2 separate regions of the Homo sapiens genome follow, and region 1 is linked to region 2. Evidence: chromatin loops called from intact Hi-C (ENCODE). Cell type or tissue: MCF 10A. All regions are shown on one strand.

What was found. A loop is a pair of places that touch in the nucleus more often than their neighbours do. Peaks named below come from ENCODE experiments on the same cell type or tissue, not always from the same donor. Only the 100,000 strongest peaks of a DNase experiment are listed, where the experiment ranks them.
Region 1: it touches region 2 in a loop (7-fold over the local background); 5 of 110 quality-filtered maps call a loop at or near these places.

The regions. Positions count from the first base shown.
Region 1 is chr1:203,885,896-203,893,895 of GRCh38, forward strand. No RefSeq gene overlaps it. Among named protein-coding and RNA genes, the nearest start is that of SNRPE, 28 kb to the left of the region's middle. RefSeq lists an enhancer at 2,390-3,589. In MCF 10A, no CTCF peak of the experiment used is centred here; DNase peaks (open chromatin) are centred at 3,236 and 4,046.
Region 2 is chr1:204,054,420-204,062,419 of GRCh38, forward strand. No RefSeq gene overlaps it. Among named protein-coding and RNA genes, the nearest start is that of SOX13, 15 kb to the right of the region's middle. In MCF 10A, no CTCF peak of the experiment used is centred here; DNase peaks (open chromatin) are centred at 3,122, 3,492 and 4,312.

The sequences.
Region 1 (8,000 bases), 170 kb before region 2:
TCTCAAACTCCTGACCTCAAGTGATCCACCTGTCTCGCCTCCCAAAGTGCTGGGATTACACGCATGAGCCACTACACCTGGCCTTATTTTCTTTTTTCTTTTTGAGATGGAGTCTTGCTCTTTCATGTAGGCTGGAGTGCAGTGGTGCGATCTTGGCTCACTGCAACCTCCACCTCCAGGGCTCAAGCGATTCTCCTGCCTCAACCTCCCAAGTAGCTGGGATTACAGCAGTGAGTCACTGTGCCCAGCCCTTATTTTCAATTTATGGTATTTTCAATTTAGAATGGCTTTATTAGGACATGACCCCTTCATAAGTCAAGGAGCATCTGTATTTGACTTTTTTAGAGAGTCTACATATAAAAGATTATGCAGTACATTTCTCTTTTTTTTTTCCTGAGACAAGAGTTTTGCTCTTGTTGCCCAGGCTGGAGTACAATGGCGAGATCTTGGCTTACTGCAAACTCTGCCTCCCGGGTTCAAGCGATTCTTCTGCCTCAGTCGCCCAAGTAGCTGGGATTACAGGCGCCTGCCACCAAGCCCAGCTAATTTTTTGTATTTTTAGTACAGACAGGGTTTCGCCATGTTGGCCAGGTTGATCTCGAACTCCTGACCTCAGGTGATCCGCCCACCTCGGCCTCCTAAAGTGCTGGGAGCACACAGTGAAAACGACATTTGCCTGTGCAATAGAAATTAAAATCCTTAGCATGACTTTCAATGTTTTCTATAATCTGCCTTCAACCTGCCCTTCACCCTTATCTCGCAGGACTACCCTATAAGAATACTCTGTATTCCAAACAGATACTCCAACTCCCTCCCCCTAAGTTTACCAATCTCCATGGTTTGTTTTTATGGCTTTAAATATGAATTCAATTACTTTAATAGATCTAGGACTATCCAGGTTATCTACTTCCATTTGAGTGAACTTTGAGAGTTGTGTTTTTATTCTATTGCTCCTTGCAGAGCAGAGGTACCCCATAGGCAGTGTGCCCAGAATAGCCCAGGGGAGCTGGAGTTGTGTTTTTTAAGGGATTTGTCCATTTCATCTAAGCTATTAAATTTATTGGCACAAAGTAGTTCACAATATTCCCTTATCCTTTTAATGCCTGTAGGATCTGTAGAGGTATCTTTACTTTCATTCTTCATCTATTCTGTTCTTTATTATTTCTATGTATCTCTTTATTTGGGTTTAATCTGATCTTTTTCTAGTTTCTTAAGGCAGAAGCTTTGGTTACTGATTGAAAACATGCCTTATTTTTTAAAAAAATTTTTATTATTTTTTTGAGATGGAATTTCGCTGTGTTGCCTAGGCTGAAGGGCAGTGGAGTGATCTCAGCTCACTGCAACCTCCCCTTCCCAGGTTCAAGTGATTCTCCTGCCTCAGCCTCCCAAGTAGGTGGGATTACAGGCGTGTACCACCAGAGCATGGAGCAGACATCGCATAAAAAATTTGGTTCCTCAAATTCAAGGTTTTTCTGCTCATAACACAACCCATTGCACGTGAGTATCATTTGGCCATCCTTGCATTGCCTTTGAGAATTAGGATTTGGGGAACTTGTAAGAAAATGCTGATATATTGGATATTGTCCTTGATAAGAGTAGTAAACTGTCCTCTGACTCACATTTCACATGTTTTCTACTAGCACCCATGAAACCATGCGGGGAGGGGGGCTTGCTTAGCCTGCAAGTAGGGTAAAACTAAGGATACTTAATGGTTCTTTACATCACCTTACTTGTTTTTTGTTTGTCCCATCCCCATCTCTTTTTTTCCTCAAAATTTTTGTTTTCCTTTGGATGATTTTTATGATTTCATTTTATATCTACTGTTAAACTTATTAGCTATACTCCATTTTTTAAAAGACTTTTACTTGATTACCTAGGGATTACAGTATACATCTTTCTTACTACAGTTTACTTTCAGTAGCTTTTTTTGTTTTGTTTTGTTTTTGTTTTTGTTTTTGAGATGGAGTTTTGCTTTTGTCGCCCAGGCTGGAGTGCAGTGGCACGATCCAACTCACTGCAACTTCTGCCTCCTGGGTTCAAACGATTCTCCTGCCTCAGCCTCTGGAGTAGCTGGGATTACAGGTGTCCACCACCATGCCCAGCTAATTTTTGTATTTTTGGTAGAGATGGGGTTTCACCATGTTGGCTAGGCTGGTCTTGAACTGCTGACCCCAGATGATACACCCACCTTGGCCTCCCAAAGTGTTGGGATTACAGGCATGAGCCACCGTGCCCAGTCTGCTTTCAGTAGTATTTTAACACTCCATGTATGCTATGAGACTCTTATACCTCCAATTCCTCCCTTCATTGTGCGTTTTTGTTGTTGTTGTTGTTGTTTGTTTAAGAGACAGGATCTTGCTCTGTCTCCTAGGCTGGAGTGCAATGGCACAATCATAGCTCAGTGCAGCCTTGAACTCCTGACTCAAGTGATCCTCCTGCCTTGGCCTCCCCTATAGCTAGGACTACAGGGATGCACCACCATGCCTAGCTAATTGTTTTGTTTTTTGGGTTTTTTTTTTTTTTTGCGTGTGTAGAGATAGGGTCTGTGTTTTCCAGGTTGGTCTCAATCTCCTGGGCTCAAGTGATCCTCCTGCCTCAGCCTCCCAAAGTATTGAGATTACAGGCATGAGCCACTGTGCCCAGCCCTCTTTGTACTCTTTTCGTCATACTTTTAGTTCTCAGTCCCATAATACATTGTTACTATCTTTGCTTTAGGCAGTTATTGAGATTCACATCATGTGCCTGAATATTGGGTTGGGAAGTCCCATATTTTCTCTTATGAATTTTAAAAATTTTATCAAAATTTTGGACTAGAAATAATTTTTTGGGTCATTCTTTTTGAAAAGGTGTATGGTTTTTTGCTAAGTGGATCTTTTCTTGGCTTCTAGTTGAGACCTTTCCACACATAACTTTCCCACCCACTCTTGAGGAAACCTGAAGCCTGATTCCATTTATGTATAGGATCCTTCTGAAGTCTTGGCTGGAGTTCAGTTTCAGGGAATTAGCAGCAGGAAAGGCTGGAGGGAAGGTCAGTGAGGGCATTTCATTTTCTTCTCTTATTGTTAATTTCCTTGAGACACCTAAAGAAAAGAAAAAGTACTTTCTACTCCAATCTTTCTACCTTGTTTTAACTCTAGGGTGTTTCTTTTTTTCCCCATTCCATTGTTAAGACAGGAATCAGGGTTTTTTACAATGTATCACCCATAATCATGCTTTCTACAATAGTCATTTCCTGTTGCCCTCTAAGCTTTGTTCATGGTATTCCATTGAGTTGACAAATCATAATTTATAATACATTTCTTTGTGAAGCTCAGCTTTTTCATTATTACAAATTATGCCACAGTAAACATCTTTGTGCATCTTTTATACCTCATGAAGTGTATTTCTATGAGCAGGTATCTATATTTTATAACAGCATTTTTATAGTTATTACGTATTATAAATAAGATTTAGAAAAAGAAGGACATTGGGAATGTATATACCCTGGGGGAAAAGGTCTTATGACTTTGCCTAGAGAAAAATAAATAGATTGAATTGATTATAGACTTGTTGGAGACAGGTTATTGAGAGGGAAATGTCAAAAATTTGGCTATGAATTTCAACTATGCTTTTTTCAGAGATTAGTATTTGAGGTTTAAATACCTCTTAACTGTTTTTTAAAATCAGTATGTTGAGTCCATTCCTGAGTTGAAATTTTGACATACTTCTTCCTGTTGTGAAATCTGCTTACAAAGATTTAGGCAATGTTTTAATATATATGTATGTGTGTGTGCTAGTGTGTTGTGTAGGAATAAAGCAAAATCACCACGGAAATGAGGTATTCTGTAACTCTTCATAAAGGACCTATGCCTATGCTGTTTAATATAGTTGTCACTAACCATAAGTGGCTATTGAGCACTTAAAATGTGCTAAGGCTAAGGAACGTACTTTTTGGTTTAGAAAACCTTTAAGTATGTTTGGAACAACTTGTGTACGACAGTCTACTTTTTAAACTAGACATTTGGCCAGGCACGGTGACTCACGGCTGTAACCCAGCACTTTGGGAGGCCGAGGGGGGTGGATCACCTGAAGTCAGGAGTTCCACATCAGCCTGGCCAACGTGGTAAAACCCCGTCTCTACTAAAAATACGAAATTAGCCAGGCGTTGTGGTTTATGCCTGTAATCCCAGCTACTCGGGAGGCTGAGGCAGCAGAATTGCTGCTCAGAATGAGCTGAGATCACACCATTGCACTCCAGCCTGGGCAACAAGAACAAAACTCCATGTCAACAAATATATCTATTTATATATGTTATATTATATTATATTATATTAGTATTATATTACATAATATATATTTATATATTATATGTATTTCTATTATATATTTATATGTTATATTATATATATATATATATATATATATTTTTTTTTTTTTTTTTTTTTTTTCCTGAGATGGAGTCTGGCTCTATCACCCAGGCTGGAGTGCAGTGGCATGATCTCGGCTTACTGCAACCTCCGCCTCTCGGGTTCAAGCGATTGTCCTGCCTCAGCCTCCCCAGTAGCTGGGATTACAGGCATGCGCCACCACACCCAGCTAATTTTGTATTTTTAGTAGAGACGGGGTTTCTCCACGTTGGTCAGGCTGGTCTCGAACTCCCGACCTCAAGTGATCTACCTGCCTCAGCCTCCCAAAGTGCTGGGATTACAGGCATGAGCCACCGCACCCAGCCAATAATAATTTTTATGTTTGTAACATTGAAATAGTTATATTTTAGATATAATGGATTACGTAAAACAAAATTAATTCCACCAATTACTTTTTTTTGATATTGCTTCTTTTTTGAGACAGGGTCTGGCTCTGTCAACCAGGCTGGAGTGCAGTGGCTTGATTTCAGCTCACTGGAACTTCTGCCTCCCAGGCTCAAGCCATCCTCCCACCTCAGCCTCCTGAGTAGCTGGGACTACAGGTGCATGCCACCATACCTGGCTAATTTTTGTATTTTTTTGTAGAAGTGGAGTCTCACTTTGTTGTCTAGTCTTGTCTCAAACTGCTGATTTCAAGTGATCTGCTGCTCACCTCGGCCTTCCAAAGTGCTGGGATTATAGGAGTAAGCCACCGAGCCTGGCCAATGTGGATATTAGGGAATTTAGAATTACATATGTGGCTTGTATTTCTGTTGGACGACACTGGCCTACATTGTAGGTGACATGAGTGAAGAAAACCACTGTTTTCACAGCTTCAAAATGTTGTGACTGGGCACAGTAGCTCTCGTGCCTGTAATCCTGGCACTTTGGGAAGCCAAAGTGGGAAGATCACTAAAGCTCAGGAGTTTGAGACCAGCCTGGGCAACATGGCAAAACTTTGTCTCTACAAAAAATACAAAAATTAGCCAGGCATGGTGGCACCGCCTGTAGTCCCAGCTACTAGGGAGACTGAGGCAGGAGGATTGCTTGAACCTGGGAGGTTGAGGACGCAGTGAGTTGTGATTGCATCACTGCACTTCACCCTGGGTGACAAAGTGAAACCCTGTCTCAAAAAAACAATAAATAAATAAAACATTGCAAACACAGACAACTCACTGTCTAAAGGAAGATCTGAGTTACTGAGACTAGAGTTTTCAATGTTTAGGTTGTAGAAAGGAGAACAAGGAATGCCAATGCAGGTCGACTGGTTATAGGTAAAGGGTGGGCATTGTCAGGGTTTACTGCTTAAAAGTAACTAGTGTCCCATTTAAAGTATGGGCTGACTACACAGTTATTACTGCATGACCCTGCTTTTTGTCTTCAGTGTGTAATACAAGAAGTAGTGAAACCCCATCTCTACTAAAAATACAAAATTAGCCCAGCTTGGTGGCACGTGCCTGTAATCCCAGCTACTTGGGAGGCTGAGGCAGGAGAGTCGCTTGAACCCAGGAGGTGGAGGTTGTGGTGAGCCGACATCACGCCATTGCACTCCAGCCTGGGCAACAAGAGCGAAACTCCGTCTGGAAAAAAAGAAAAAAAAAGTAAACATGAGGCTAGACATGGTGCCACATGCCTATAATCCCAGCACTTTGGAAGGCTGAGGTGGGTGGATGGAGCCCAGGAGTTCAAGACCAGCCTGGGCAATATGGCAAAAGCCTGTCTCTACAAAAAATACAAAAATTAGCCAGATGTGGTGGTGCATGCCTGTATTCCCAGCTACTCGGGAAGCTGAGGTGGGAGGATCACTTCAGCCTGGAAGGTCAAGGCTGCTGTGAGCCAAGATTGTACCACTGCACTCCTGCGTGGGGGACAGAGTGAGATCCTGTCTCAAAAAAAAAAAAAAAAACTTAAAAAGACAAAAAGGTAAACATGATGGTTGAGGAACAAGAAAAGGACAAAATTGATGAGCAAAGTGATTAAATACTAAAATGAAAGGAACAGAAGGGTAGAATTAACAGAAAGCCAACTCAAGAAAATTCAAAAGAAAAAGAAAAAACAAGAATTCTAAGTGTCGGATCCATGAGCCCTTCATACCAGATACAGGAGCCAATGAACCTACCTGAAATTACATTTAAAATAACAAGGAATGTTCATTTATGAGGGGAATGTGGTCAGTAGCTTTCATTAAATTCATAGAGGAGTTCATGTCTTTCCTCCACAACAGGCTTGTAATCATAGCTGCAACAAATAAAACAGTAGGCTTCTAGTCAAAATGGAGTAAGAGGGATCAGATTTAACAGAAACAAGTAAAAATCTGGGGCTGGGTGCAGTGGCTCGTGCCTGTAATCCCAGCACTTTGGGAGGCTAAGGCGGGTGGATCACCTGAAGTCAGGAGTTCAAGACCGGCCTGACCAACATGGAGAAACCCCGTCTCTACTAAAAATACAAAATTAGCTGGGCAAGGTGGCGCATGCCTGTAATCCCAGCTACTCAGGAGGCTGAGGCAAGAGAATCACTTGAACCCGGGAGGCGGAGGTTGTGGTGAGCCGAGATCGCACCATTGCACTCCAGTCTAGGTGACAAGAGTGAAGCTCCGTCTCAAAAAAAAAAAAAATTGAATAAGAAATATGAAACAATTAAATTTCAGACAGTAGGACACCAGGCATTCCAGGACGGTGGTTGTTCTCTCAGGTAACCATATGAAGTGAGCCTTACAATTCATCAAACTTAACATCTAAGGAGATTTTCTCAAGCCTCAGTACAGTGGGTAGGAACCTGGGTGGAACACAGGGGAGTCTCCCTGAGTTGAGATGGGATTGGGAATCTACAGCAACCCAAGGAAATAAAGTTTTCAGGGAAGAGTTCTGGAGAGGAGAGAACTGGAGATGTGCAGAGTTTCCGCCTCAAGTCTTCAGAGGGTTGACCAGCACATACATGTGAGGTAACAACCCAGGCAAGGGAAGTAAACATCAAAAAGAAGCAGAATAAACACTTCTTTTCATGCATTTTGCAAAGGACTGGGAAAAGATTTTATTCCTGCCAGCTACAGAGGAAAGACCTCATACCTCAAAAGGGGTCAGATAGAATATTTAAAGGGACATTGCAGGCCGGGTACGGTGGTTCACACCTGTAATCCTAGCACTTTGGGAGGCCAAGGCATGCAGATCACTTGAGCCTGGGAGTTGGAGACCAGCCTGGGCAACATGGTGAAATCCTTTCTCTACAAAAAAATACAAAAATTAGCCAGGTGTGGTGGCATGCACCTGTAGTCACAGCTACTCAGGAGGCTGAGGTGGAAGGATCACCTGAACTCAGGGAAGTCAAGGCTGCAATGATCTGTGATTGTGCCACTGTACTCCAGCCTGGGCAACAGAGTGAGACCCTGTCTGAAAAATAAATAGAAGAACATTGCATTAATAGTGGAAGAAAATTAGTCCTAGACTAAGCTTGCTTTGGTGTTACCTAACAAAGCTTAAATGTGAGTTTTGAGAGAAACTGGGACGAAGCTTAAGAATATTATTATATTATGCAAAAATATCTGGCACCCAACAAGGTGAAATTCAATGTCTGGTATCCAGTTGAAAATTATCAATCATGCAATAAAGCAGAAAAATG
Region 2 (8,000 bases):
TTGAGACCAGCCTGGCCAACATAGCGAAACCCCACCTCTACTAAAAATACAAAAATTAGCTGGGCATGGTGGTGTGTGCCTGTAGTCCCAGCTACTTGGGAGGCTGAGGCAGGAGAATCGCTTGAACTCAGGAGGCGGAGGTTGCAGTGAGCCGAGATCGCGCCATTGCACTCCAGCCTGGGTGATAGAGAGAGACTGTCTCAAAAAAAAAAAAAAAAAAAACAGATAGTTTTGGCCAGGAGGGGTGGCTCATACCTGTAATCCCAGCAATTTGGGAGACCAAGGCGGGAGGATTGCTCGAGCCCAGGAGTTTGAGACCAGCCTGGGCAACATAGTGAAACCCCATCTCTATTTAAGAAAAAAAAAAAGTTTTTTTAATTAAAAAAAGACATTTCTTCCTTTATTAGCTGTATGCCCCACATTTCTAGATCACCCCACTTGGTCTTGATATACTATTTGTTTGTGTATCGCGGGTTTTTTTTTTTGAGATGGAGTCTTGTTCTGTTGCCCAGGCTGGAGTGTAGTGGCGCAATCTCAGCTCACTGCAACCGCTGCCTCCCAGGTTCAAGCAATTCTCCTGCCTCAGTCTCCCAAGTAGCTGGGATCACAGGCGTGCACCACCACACCTGGCTGATTTTTTTTTTTTTTTTTTTTTTGAGATGGAGTTTTGCTCTTGTTGCCCAGGCTGGAGTGCAATGGCACAATCTCAGCTCATTGCAACCTCCTTCTCCTGGGTTCAAGTGATTCTTCTGCTTCCGAGTAGCTGGGATTACAGGCATGTGCCACCACGCCCGGCTAATTTTGTATTTTTAGTAGAGATGGGGTTTCTCCATGTTGATCAGGCTGGTCTTGAACTCCCAGCCTCAGGTGATCTGCCCGCCTCGGCCTCCCAAAGCACACCTGGCTAATTTTTGTGTTTTTTAGTGGAGACAGGATTTCACCATGTTGGCCAGGCTGGTCTCGAACTCCTGATCTCATGTGATCCACCCACCTCGGCCTCCCAAAGCACTGGGATTACAGGCATGAGCCACCACACCTGGCCTCCTTATAATATCTTTGGTTGTGGTATCAGGGTAATACTGGATTCATAAAAATTAATTGGGAAATATTCCTTCTTTCTCTGTTTTCTGAAATAATTAATGTATGATTAGGATTATTTCACCTTTAAGTGTTTGATAGAATTTTGCCAGTTTTTAAAAATAACTGCTTCAAGTCTTTAATATATAGAAGGCTATTCAGATTTTCTATTTCTTCTTGGGCCAGTTCTGGTAATATGTGTGTTTCAAGTAATTTGTCCATTTTATCTAAGTTGCCAAATTTATTCTATAAAGTTGTTAATAATACTCCTTTTTAATCCTTTTCATGTCTGTAGAATCTGAAGTGATATGCCCCCCACCCTTCATTCCTGATATTGGTATTTTTGTCTTTCCTCTTTTGTTGTTGATCAATCTAGCTAGAGGTTTATCAATTTCATTGGTCTTCTCATGGAAACAGCCTTTGCTTTCATTGATTTTCTTTACTGTTGTTCTGTTTATTATTTCACTGATTTCCACTCTTATCTTTATTATTTTCTTCCTAGTATTGCTTTTTGAAGGCCATAGAAGGGCATAGGCTTCTACTCCCATCTCCAATCATAAATCACAGAAGGTCTGAGTTAAAAGGGATCTTAGAAACAATCTTGTCCACCCCTTTCATTTTATAGGTGAACAGAAATTCAGAGGGGGAAGTGGTTTTCCTCCGGCCACTTAGCTTTCATCTATGGTCAATTCATTTATTCATGTATTCATTCCTTTCTTCATTAATATGTTCTTATTCATTCATGTTAGATATATTTGTTGAACTTATACTACGGACCAGAGGCTGTTCTAAGACCAAAGATGAATAAATTGCAGCCTTTGCTTTCAAAAATCTTCCATCCTAATGAGGGAAGTAGCAAGTTCTCAGCCAATGCAGTGACAAGTGCCATAGCAGAGGTAGTCTCAGAATGCCATGAAAGCACCGAGAAAGTGATTCAAACTCTGATGGATGATGTGAAGATGAGGATGGGGGCAGAAGATGCTCAGGGAAGACTTCAAAGAAGACGTTTAAAATAGGTCCACCAGGCAAGTAACTTTTTCACTCCAGAGAGAGCTTTGTGAATCTACTAAAACTTTGTCTAAATAAGGCAAATGGAAAGCAATACAAGTCTCAATAAGCAGCCACCAATTAATCAATTAGCTAATTCGGTGTCCAGCATCAGCTATGAGGATTGGGAAAACACAGATTATGCGATGATTCAATCACGCTTTCCAGAGAATAAATATTCTCTCAGATTCCCATTTATTGATTTTCTATTTTGCAAGTGGCTGATCCCATCCATAGAAGGTAAATATATTTAGAAGCTATAGAGTTATCGGCCAGGCGAGGTGGCTCATGCCTGTAATCCCAGCATTTTGGGAGGCCGAGGTGGGCGGATCACCTGAGGTCAGGAATTCAAGACCAGCCTGGCCAACATGGCAAAACCTGTCTCTACTAAAAATACAAAAATTAGCTGGGCGTGGTGGTGTGCACCTGTAGGCCCAGCTACTTGGAGGGGCTGAGGCAGGAGAATCACTTGAACCCAGAGGCAGAGGTTGCAGTGAGCCTAGATTGCGCCACTGCACTCCAGCCTGGATGACAGAGCAAGACTCCGTCTCAAACAAACAAACAAACAAACAAACAAGAACCTGTAGAGTTATCTTAGCGATATTGACATCCTTTTCTATTATCTCCTTATCTATTGCTGCATAACAAATTACCCCAAAACTTAGTGACTTAAATAATAAATATTTTTCATCTTACACAGTTTCTGTGGGTCAGGAATTTGGGAGTGGCTTAGTTGAGTGATTCTGGTTCAGGGTCTCTCATGAGGTTTTTCATGAAACTATTGGCTGGGGTTGCAGTCTCTAAAGACTTGTCTGGGACTAGAGGATCTTATTCCAAGCTCACTCACCTGGCTGTGGGCAGGAGGCCTCAGTTCCTTGCCATGTGGGTCTTTCTACAGAGCTGCTTGATATGGTGGGCGGCTTACCCCACAGCAAGTGATTGAAATGCCACTCTGCATTTCATGACCTGATTCATCCCGCATTGTAACTTCTGCCTTATTCTATTCATTAGAAGTGAGTCATAGCTGGGCACAGTGGCTCACTCCTGTAATCCCAGCACTTTAGGAGGCCTAGGCGGGTGGATCACTTGAGATCAGGAGTTTGGGACCAGCCTGACCAACATGGTGAAACCCCGTCTCTACTAAAAATACAAAAATTAGATGGACGTGGTGGCAGGCACCTGTAATCCCAGCTAATCGGGAGGCTGAGGCAGGAGAATTGCTTGAACCCGGCAGGCGGAGGTTGCAGTGAGCCGAGATCTTGCCATTGCACTCCAGGCTGGGCAACAAAGCAAAAAAAAAACAAAAAACAAAAAAGTGAGTCACAAAGTCTCAAAAAGAAAAAAGAAAAAAGAAGTGAGTCACAAACCACAAAGTCCAGCCCAAACTCAATGAAAAGGGATTACTCAAGGGTAAGGACATGAACACCAAGAGGGGGATTACTGGGGGACATCCTGGAGATTTACTACCACAGATATCTTTATGGGCTGACTACAATTTTAATAATCTGGAAGTTTAGTGACATTGAGATTTAAATGGTCAATCCATCTTTGCCTCATTTTCCACACAGCACTGTAAGGAAAAAGTCCTAATTCTTAGAAATGAAATTATTTCCTAGAATCTTGTCCTCTTTAAATATATTGTACTATTATATACTAAAATAAAAAATAATGGTTAGACCTACACATATGCAGTGAAAAAAAGAAAAGAAAACAAACAACAAACAAAAGTAATGGGAGTTTTTATTGAGAACCCAATCCAGTCCCATGATGGGAGAAATATCTTATATATTAGAAGGCAACTTCAAAAAATCTTTGGCCAGCCGAGGTGGCTCACGCCTGTAATCCCAGCATTTTGGGAGGCCCAGGCAGGCGGATCATGAGGTCAGGAGTTCAAGACCAGCCTGGCTAACATGGTGAAACCCCGTCTCTATTAAGATACAAAAAATTAGCCAGGTGTGGTGGCACGCACCTGTAATCCGAGCTACTCAGGAGGCTGAGGCAGGAGAATCGCTTGAACCTGGGAGATGGAGGTTGCAGTGAGCCCAGATCATGCCATTGCACTCTAGTTTGGGCAACAGGGCAAGACTCCGTCTCAAAAAAAAAAAATATTCTGGAAGGATGTATCCTTTGGCAGTTTGGAATTACGCAGGAGTATGACTCTTACTGTTGCTTATTCTAGAGACTGGGGATGTAGGCATGAATAAGACAGAGGTGAGTGGGGGATGAGGAGCTATTGTCATCTTATTGAGTAAGAGCAAGGCCAAATTCACAGTGTTAGGTTCAACAGAGTATTCTGTAGTGGAGGAATCTGCAGGTTTTCACGACAACCTCTGTCTGCAGAGGGGCAGGGCTCTGGAAATTACCTTCAACAGCTGAAGAAATCCCTGAAAATGTGACTGGGCAGTGTGGAAGTAAACATTTTAAGGGCTAACTTGGAGTTCTAAGCCAATGATTGAAGATTTGGAAAGGAATCATGTTGTTGATTGGGGGTGCAGGGGTCACATGGCTATTGGTATAGATTTCACTGATGAAAGCCTGCTTTTAACAGAATAGATTCTTCAGCTTGCATAGCTAGTTCGTCATGAAAAATATATTTAAAGTGGGAACCTGTAGGCCGAGCCAAGTGACTCATACCTGTAATCCCAGGACTTTGGGGGGTCAAGGCAGGTGGATCACATAAGAACAGGAGTTTGAGACCAGCCTGCCCAAGATGGTGAAACCCCATCTGTCTCTACTAAAAATACAAAAATTAGCTGGGCATGGTGGTGCACGTCTGTAATCCCAGCTACTCGAAAGGCTGAGGCAGGAAAATCGCTTGAACCTGGGAGGCGAAGGTTGCAGTGAGCCAAGATCGCACCACTGCACTCCAGCCTGGGCAACAGAGTGAGGCTGTCTCAAAAAAAAAAAAAAAAAAAAAAAGTTGGACAGGTACTAAGAACCCTGATAATTTTTCTGAGACTGAAGAGAACAGAACACAGTGAGCAGGCTTGTGCAGACTCAGAGGCCCAGCTGTGAAGTGTGGAAGATCACCCACCCTCATGCACCCTGGTGACAAGGAAGGGCTCTTACCTACAGAAGTAACCCAGCAGGGATATATCTAATTATTTTCTAGAAGGATATGATTTAAGGATTGCCATGTACTCCTTGGCTCTCAAAATAAAATAAGATTTTTTTCAGGGAGAACTATATGTTAAAGAGAACTGATTCAGGTGCAGTAACAAAGGCCAATGTCACAGTGGATTATACAAGATAGCTGTTTATTTGTCTCTCAGGTAATTGTCCAAAAATAAGCACTACAGGGCTTTCTGGAGGCTCCATGGTATCAGGAACCTAGATTCCTCACCCATTTTCTTTTCTTTTCTTTTTTCTTTCTTTCTTTTCTTTTTCTTTTTCTTTTTTTTTTTTTTTTTTTTGAGACAGAGTCTTGCTCTGTCACCCAGGCTGGAATGGTGTAGGGGCATCGATCTCGGCTCATTGCAAGCTCCACCTCCCAGGTTCATGTATTTCTTCTGCCTCAGCCTCCTGAGTAGCTGGGACTACAGGCGCATGCCATCACACCCAGCTAATTTTTGTATTTTTAGTAGTGACAGGATTTCGACATGTTGGCCAGACTGGTCTTGAACTCCTGACCTCAAGTGACCGCCCTCCTCGGCCTCCCAAACTACTGGGATTACAGACATGAGCCACTGCGCCTGGCCCTCACCCATTTTCAATGCCCTTTTCTCATCTCATGGCTTAGGATACCAGCTATAGCTCCAGCCACCATGCCTGCATTCCAGCCAGCAGAAGGGAGAAAGAGAGAATGGGCAGAATATACCCTTTCCTTTAATGGCCATAACCAGGAAGTTGCATATATCCCTGTGCTTAGGTCCTATAGGGCAGAACCGGGAAGTATGCATCCCTCTGTTTAGGTCCTATAGGGCCAAACCAGCAAGCAAATATCCCTCTGCTTAGGTTTCTATAGGGCAGAACCTAGGGACATGGCTGTACTTAGCTGCAAGGGAGACTGGGATATGCAACCTTTTTTTTTTTTTTTTTCGCTCTTGTTACCCAGGCTGGAGTGCAATGGCGTGATCTTGGCTCACCACAACCTTCTCCTCCCGGGTTCAAGGGTTCTCCTGCCTCAGCCTCCCAAGTAGCTGGGATTACAGGCATGCGCCACCACAGCTGGCTAATTTTGTATTTTTAGTAGAGATGGGATTTCTCCATGTTGGTCAGGCTGGTCTCGAACTCCCGACTTCAGGTCATCCACTCGCCTTGGCCTCCCAAAGTGCTGGGATTATAGGTGTGAGCCACCTCACCCGGCTATATGCAGCCTTTTAACGTATCATTATTTTCTTAGCTAAAACTTATATTATTCTAGAAGGAAGAAACAGATACTTGAGGACAATTACCAATCTATGACATAAGAACCTCCTGTAATCTTGCCTAAAGGAAGGCAAATAAGATTGGTAATAGATAAACATCCTTTTAATAGACTATAAACTTTATTATAGCAAGGAGCTTCACACTTTTTGGTCAGTACTTTGTCTTCATTGCCTAGCAGAGCTTTGGCATGTAGGAGGGTTCCAATACGTATTTATCAGGTGAATGAATAAATGAGAGGCAGCTAGATGTAAGAAGAATTCCAGAAAATACTTCACTGAGCCTCCTCCCAAAAACTTGTGCTGCAAGGATCCAGTCCACTGTATTTTGTTTGTTTGTTTGTTTTAGTTTTTTTTTTTTTCTTTTTAGATGGAATCTTGCTCTGTCTCCAGGCTAGAGTGCAGTGGCATGATCTCGGCTCACCGCAACCTCCACCTCCTGGGTTCAAGTGATTCTCCTGCCTCAGTCTCCCGAGTAGCTGGGACTACAGCACCACCACACCCGCTAATTTTTGTATTTTTAGTAGAGATGGGGTTTCACCAGGTTGGCCAGGATGGTCTTGATCTCTTGACCTCGTGATCCACCCTCCTCGGCCTCCCAAAGTGCTGGGATTACAGGCATGAGCCACCGTGCCTGGCCTTCCACTGTGTTCCTGTTGTTGTTGTTAAAATTAAACCTACAGAGATATGTTGAGAGCTCTTCCCAAAGTGAAATTTCGTACCTACCACACCCAACCTGACAAGTAATATGCTCTTTTTATAGGTTTGGTCTAATGTCCAGTGATGGTACATTTCAGATGCACATAGAGCAATTTGATGGCATATGATGTGAGAAAGCCAGGCTGTTCCAGCAGTTCAGATGGGTTATCACTATAACTATCTTCCTGATGGAGTTTTTCCCCAGGATCTCTTATCTTACACAGATTAATCCTTATAGACAGGAGGGGCCAGCTTTGGTGCAAATGGAGCATCTAGAAGGGGTGGTTGGAAGGGCCCACTCCAGAAGGCAGAGAGGGCAGCCAGCCTCCTCCTCCACTTAGGGCCTGGGTTAGCCTTGAAGCTCTCCCCTGAGGGCTGTGTTTCCAGCCTCTGCGTTTAATAAGCAGAGAGAATTGAAAACAGTAAAAAAATGGAAGATAATACAACAGTCAATAAAAAGATAAAGTAAACTAAGAAGAAATAAAAAAAAGGTGGTAAAAACAGTTAAAAAAAGAGGGCGGCAGGCAATAAAGTGATAATATGAACTAAAAATAAACCAAATAAGCTAAAAAGAAATTAAAAGCTAGAACAAAGACATGACAAGGCAAAGGTTAGAAATAAAAGATGCGGAATAAAAAGATAATACAATAACAATAAATCTAGATAAGATGAGATCAAAGAAAATAGTATAAAGTAGCTAGAAGACAAAACAGAGATTAAAAATGACTGAGATAAGCAAAATCATTAAAACCAGAAAAATAAAAAGACTAAAGGGATTAAAACAATAAAATGTATTCAACCAATACCAAAAGA